Linked DNA regions of Homo sapiens: region 2 is linked to region 1. The links are chromatin loops, found by intact Hi-C in ENCODE. Cell type or tissue: dorsolateral prefrontal cortex. All regions are shown on one strand. Each heading gives the region's core, and the rest is flanking DNA. Links, peaks and the distances in the headings are about the cores only.

Evidence for each region. A loop is a pair of places that touch in the nucleus more often than their neighbours do. Peaks named below come from ENCODE experiments on the same cell type or tissue, not always from the same donor. Only the 100,000 strongest peaks of a DNase experiment are listed, where the experiment ranks them.
Region 2: a loop joins it to region 1, with 5 times the contacts of the local background. A loop is called at or near these places in 46 of 110 quality-filtered maps.

What each region holds. Positions count from the first base shown.
Region 1 is chr9:4,760,968-4,763,882 of GRCh38, forward strand. No RefSeq gene overlaps it. Among named protein-coding and RNA genes, the nearest start is that of AK3, 21 kb to the left of the region's middle. RefSeq lists an enhancer at 1,962-2,900. In dorsolateral prefrontal cortex, for the core only: a CTCF peak has its summit at 1,788 (motif pointing right); a DNase peak (open chromatin) is centred at 1,734; H3K4me3 peaks cover 1,097 bases; H3K27ac peaks cover 1,098 bases.
Region 2 is chr9:4,923,166-4,926,080 of GRCh38, forward strand. No RefSeq gene overlaps it. Among named protein-coding and RNA genes, the nearest start is that of JAK2, 61 kb to the right of the region's middle. RefSeq lists enhancers at 993-1,152, 1,173-1,232. In dorsolateral prefrontal cortex, for the core only: a CTCF peak has its summit at 1,257 (motif pointing left); no DNase peak of the experiment used is centred there.

The DNA.
Region 1 (2,915 bases), core at 280-2,779:
CTCTTAGAAAATGACATCTGATCACCCAAGCCGGATGTCCTGCACCCTCAGCATTGCTGCCAAGAGAGATCTTCCAAAAATGCAGATCTTCTCAAGTCATTCTCCTGCTTAAAATTTCTGCATTCCCTGGATCTTTGGGGAGAAAGATAGCTTGGTATTCCAGGCACTTCGTTTTCCCTTTTTTTTTTTTTTTTTTTTTTTGAGACAGAGTCTTGCTCTGTCTCCCAGGCTGGAGTGCAGTGGTGCTATCTTGGCTCACTGCAACCTCTGCCTCCCGGATTCAAGTGATTCTCCTGCCTCAGCCTCCCGAGTAGCTGGGATTACAGGCGCCCACCACCACACCTGGCTAATTTTTGTATTTTTAGTAGAGACAGAGTTTTGCCGTGTTGGCCAGGCTGGTCTTGAAACTCCTGACCTCAAGGTAATCCTCCTGCCTTGGCCTCCCAAAGTGCTGGGATTACAGATGTGAGCCACTGTCCCTGGCCCCAGGCCCTTCATTTTCTGACACTGCCACATTCTCCTTCCTTCCAGCCTCCCACACTGCTCTCAGGGCCCATGGAGTTTCATGCCCTCTTAACTTCCATATTTTATGCCCTATGTATGATTCCCCTGCTCCCCTTCTTCATCTCACCAACTTTTATTCATCTAGAGTCTTACCTTCTGGGAAGCCTTCTCTATTCTTTTCCTTAGTCTGATTAGGCATCCCTTCTCTGTGTCCCTAGCAGACCTGTTCATACTTTGTGGCATTTGCCAGATTACATTGCAGTAACAATTCCAGACTGCAAATTCCAGTCTGCTTCTCCATCTTTAGTTCCTCTCAACATGTTATTTGTGAACTCTTTGTTTCAGAATCACCTGAGGAGTTTAAACACAAGCTCCTGGGACATACCCCAGACCCACCAACTCCGAGTCTTTGCAGGGCAGAGCCTAGGAGTCTGCATTTTAAAACTTTCTCAGCCAGGGGCGATGGCTCATGCCTGCAATCCCAGCACTTTGGGAGGCCTATACGGGCAGATTGCTTGAGTCCGGGGGTTCAACACCAGTATGTGTAACATGACGAAACCCTGTCTCTACGAAACAAAAACAAAACAAAAATTAGCCAGGCATAGTGGCTCCCGCCTGTGGTCCCAACTACCTGGGAGGCTGAGGCAGGAGGATTACCTGAGCCCACGAGGTCAAGGCTGCAGTGAACCGAGATTGCACCACTGCACTCCAGCCTGAGCAACTGAGCAAGGTCAAGTTTGAGAGCCACCACACTAGACAGGAAGTGGTCATATTTTCTTAGACCTTTAGCATCTACCATAAGCACACAGAGAATGGACTCTGAATGAAAGAGTCTAGAGCTTGAAAGGGAACTGAAATTTAAAAATAAAAAAGTGTGAAATGATGGCTGGGCACGGTGGCTCACGCTTGTAATTTCAGCACTTTGGGAGGCTGAAGCGGGCAGACCACGAGGTCAGGAGACCGAGACCACCCTGGCTAACACGGTGAAACCCCGTCTCTACTATAAATACAAAAAATTAGCTGGGCGTGGTGGCACACGCCTGTAGTCCCAGATACTCAGGAACCTGAGGCAGGAGACTCGCTTGAACCCGGGAGGCGGTGGTTGCAGGGAGCCGAGATCATGCCACTGCACTCCAGCCTTGGCGACAGAGCGAGACTCCATCACACACACACACACACAAAAAGGTGAAATGAGCAGCATAACGTTGGAATGACAGGTGACTATTTCCTGCCAAGATTCCAGTTGCCATCAGGTGGCGCTGTGTCAACAACAAATGCTTTTACCTGAAGCGAGGAGGAAGTTTGGTTGATTTACTCGAATTCAAGCCTCAAATACTACATAACTGAATTTATTTTTTCTTACTCCGTTTGTTTGCAATTGTCCCACTTGTATGAATACATTGATTTTTTTTTCTCACCTGGCCCAGAACAAAGCTGAGTAAATTGATTTCTTAAGGCATGAAGCCTTAGACAAGAAAAGCCGTGGAAGGAGGCTGGTGGCAGCAGACAGCTGGGCAGGTCATGAAGGTCAGGGGAAGGAAATTAGCAATTACCCTTATTTCCATCTTCAGTGAGGAAAACCTGCTCCCCACCAGCACTGCCTGTTGTGAAATTACCCAAGCATTCAAATGAATATGTCATTTCGCGAGGGTGGAGCCATCCTGTAATTTCTGTCATCCAGTTCCCTTTACGGGTTGTTAAATGTCTACGTGAGTAACCCTTGAATGTCGTTGCTCTCACAAACCAAAGTCTGGAAGCCCGAGTCTTTCTTCTGGGTTGAGTACTTTATTCTTCTGAGGTGTGGGAACTGAGGCACAGCAAAGGCCTGAGGCCCCACGGGCAACTCTTTCTCCCCCTCCTCCCTCCCCTCCGCGCAGGGCATCCCCGTGCACAGAACTGATAGAGCTGGCCTGGCTACTGGCAGACTATCAGGCCAGGCCAGAGCTGGAGGCTGAGCTGGTTTCCTCCGGGCAGGACAGAGCTTTCAGGCAGCGACCTCCTAGGAGGAAGGCGGGGGGAGGGTTTGCAGCCTTCCCTACTCTGGGCAGACAGAGGAATGTGGTGGACAGGAAAAAGGGGGAGGAGGCAGGACCTCTACTCTCAGCATAGACCCAGTCTCACTGAAGAGGCACTCTTTAAAGGCATCACAGAGTTTAAGAATAGTGCATGGTAGAAATAACTCTTAATTTCTGAATGACCAAGTATAAATGAAATGGAAGTGCTTAAAAGTAATAAGAGAAAAGCTATATAGTTCCTCTTTTCCTTCCTTGAAAAATCAGGTGCAAAAGTCATCAGGTGCAGGGTCGAGCAAGATAGGCAGCTATGAGTGGGGTGGAGGTGAGCTGTGGTGGCCGGAACCTGACCAGGATCAGAAAGCATACATTCAGGGGCAAGTCCAGGCCAGAGTGTCA
Region 2 (2,915 bases), core at 264-2,763, 160 kb after region 1:
ATTTTTTTAGCCTCCATCTACTGCTTCATCTCAAAGTTAAATGTCACAAGTTTTAGGTTGTGTTACACCAGTACCACACTTTTTAGTATCAATTATCTATTGACACAATCACGTTTCAAAACAGAATGACACAAATCTCAGTAGCATGCAAAACAAACATTTGTTTAATTCAAGAGTCTATGTAGCTTTGCTAATTCAGGTTGAGCTTAGGTGATCTTGGCTGGGCTTGCCAAGCCAAGTGGACACAGAGTCCACTGGCCATTGGCTCATCTAGAATGGCCCTGGCTGGGATTATCTTATTTTTTTCTACTGTTCTGTCCTTTGCAAAATTTCTCTACTATCTATATATTATTTTAAAATGGGAAAATATGTGATGAGTATATTTTCGGGAAAAAAATTACACTGTCTTAGGTGGCCATTCTTCTCCTTGTGAGCCAGGCACTGCTCTAATTTTGCCAGAAGACTGAAGAGATGTCAGAAAAGAACTGTTTGAACCATCAGGCCAAGCTGCCTCTGAAAGGACTTTGGAATATGTTGTTGTTGGAAGAAAGAAAACAGAGGGAAAATCAAGCCTGGTGGTACATGAGAAGAGGCATGTAATGAAAGCTGATGTTAGACCTATTTTTAGAAGAGTTCATGGCTCTCAAGAAAACGGAGTCAATGGTGACATTTTACTGAGAATGATAACAAAACCAGCATGACAGGAACCTGGAGAGAAGACTACTGGAACTTTTAGGCCCTCCAGAAAACCGTATGGCAGACCCAGAGCATAATACATTGTAGCAGTTGTAATTGTGATGCAATGTGGCAGTTACAATGTGATATCTTGGGCTCCCTCACAGGGTCACAAGTGGAGTGGGGTTGTTTACAGCTTTGTCACACACTCCCTTTTAGAGGCAGTTGGGTTAGGCCAGGCAAAAGGAGAAAGAAGTCTAGGTCCCTCTAGGAAACTAGATGCAACCTCAGCTCTCCACCTAACTGGAATCCCTTTTAGTTCCTAGAACCAATTTCCAGTTCACTGGGCCTGTTACATCTTTGACATCTTTGACTACTTGGCCTGACAACTCCCCTGCTCTACTATTTCTTCTCTCCTCAAATCCCTTCTTCAGCCCTCAGTCTTGTCTTCCTCCTGCGGCCCCTCATCCCACACTCAGGGGTCATGGGACCGAGCCGTGGGCTTTTGCCTTTATCTTACTACCACCTGCTGGGGCTCAGAACTTAGAAGCATCAATCCATTTTTAGAAGTGCCCTCTGCTGGTTGTTGACAACTCAACCTAAAAATTAAAGCCTAGACAGAGTTTCAGTTTGTTTAATAGAAAAGTGGGGTGGAGGCACTAGCAGATAGGATAAAACACAGAAGAATATGTTGCTATTATAAAAGCTTTTAAATTCCGCTGAATTGTGTTTGGTGTACTGTGGCATGCAGTAAAGCAGTGGTTCTCCATCAGGGGAGATTTTTCCATTCCAGAGAACATTTGACAATATCTAGAGACATTTTTGGTTGTTACAGCTGGTAACTGAGAGGCAGGGATGGTGCCACTGGCATCTGGTGGGTAGAGGCAAAGGATGCGGCCCAACGTCCTACAATGCATAAGGGATCCCCCCACCCCCAATAAAGAATCATCTGACTCCATTAGAGTGGTCCTGACTTAAATAGGCCAGAGAAAGCTGAAATTAGACTAATGTAATTTTGGGGTTTGGCCGGGCACAGTGGCTGCTCGGGAGGCTGAGGCAGGAGGATCACTTAAGGCCAGGAGTTTGAGGCTGCAGAGAGCATTTGTCATGCCACTGCATTCCAGCCTTGGTGACAGAGTGAGACCTTGTCTCAGGAGAAAAAAAAAAAAAGTTTTGAGGTTCGAAGCAATTAGAGATTAGTTGAGGGCTTTTCAGCTTTGGTTGCCCATGAGATGACCTGGGAAGCTTTAAAATACTGATGCTTGGGTCCGATCTCTAGAGAGTTTGATTTAATTTAATTTCTGGCTTGAGGTGTGGCCTGGGCATCAGGATTTTTAAATCTGCCCAGGTGAATTCAAGATACAGCCAAAGCCGGGAAAAATTGATGTAGTTCAACCCTCATTTTTTGGATGAGGAATGAGGTTCTGGAGGATATGGTCTCACAGCTGCAGAGTGGCAGAGCTGGAACTAGTATATGGTCTCTTGGAGAAAAGAAGATACGTGGCCCTTGCTTGACTGTACACCACACTTCCAAAGCAAAAACTGTGACGATATCTTCTTATGACTTTTTGATAAAAACTCTAAAGCTTTTTTTATATTCTATTGTTTCTTTAAATAATATTTTCAATAATTTTTTTTTCTAAAAAATGACACCTGCCAAAAATTCAAGCTTAGGGAAATGCAAATTAAAACCACAAGATATTACTACACACTTGTTAGTATAACTAAATAAAAATAATAACTGGGAATATTAAGCGATGATGAGGATGCAGAGCAAGTGGAAATCTCATACATTGCTAATGGGAATGCAAAATAGTACAGCCCCTTTGGAAGACAATCTGGTAGTGTCTTATAAAATTAACCATACCCTTACCACGTGAACCAGCAGTCTCACTCCTGAGTATTTTTTCAAGAGAAATAAAAACATATTCACATGAAAACCTGTACACAAATGTTTATAGTGTCTTAATTTGTAATCACAAAAATGAGAACAACTCAAATGTCCTTGAACTAGTGAATGGATTAACAAACTATGGAATCTCCAAACAAGGGAACACTAGTCCACAATAAAAGTGAACAAACTATGATCTGTAATAAATGTGGCACAAATGAATCGCAAATGGATTATGCTGAGGGACAGAAGCCAGACTCGAAAGGCTACATACTGTATTATTCCATTTATATGAAATTCTGGAAAATTTCAAAGGCAAATGGAAAAGGTGAAATGATAGAGAAATGGA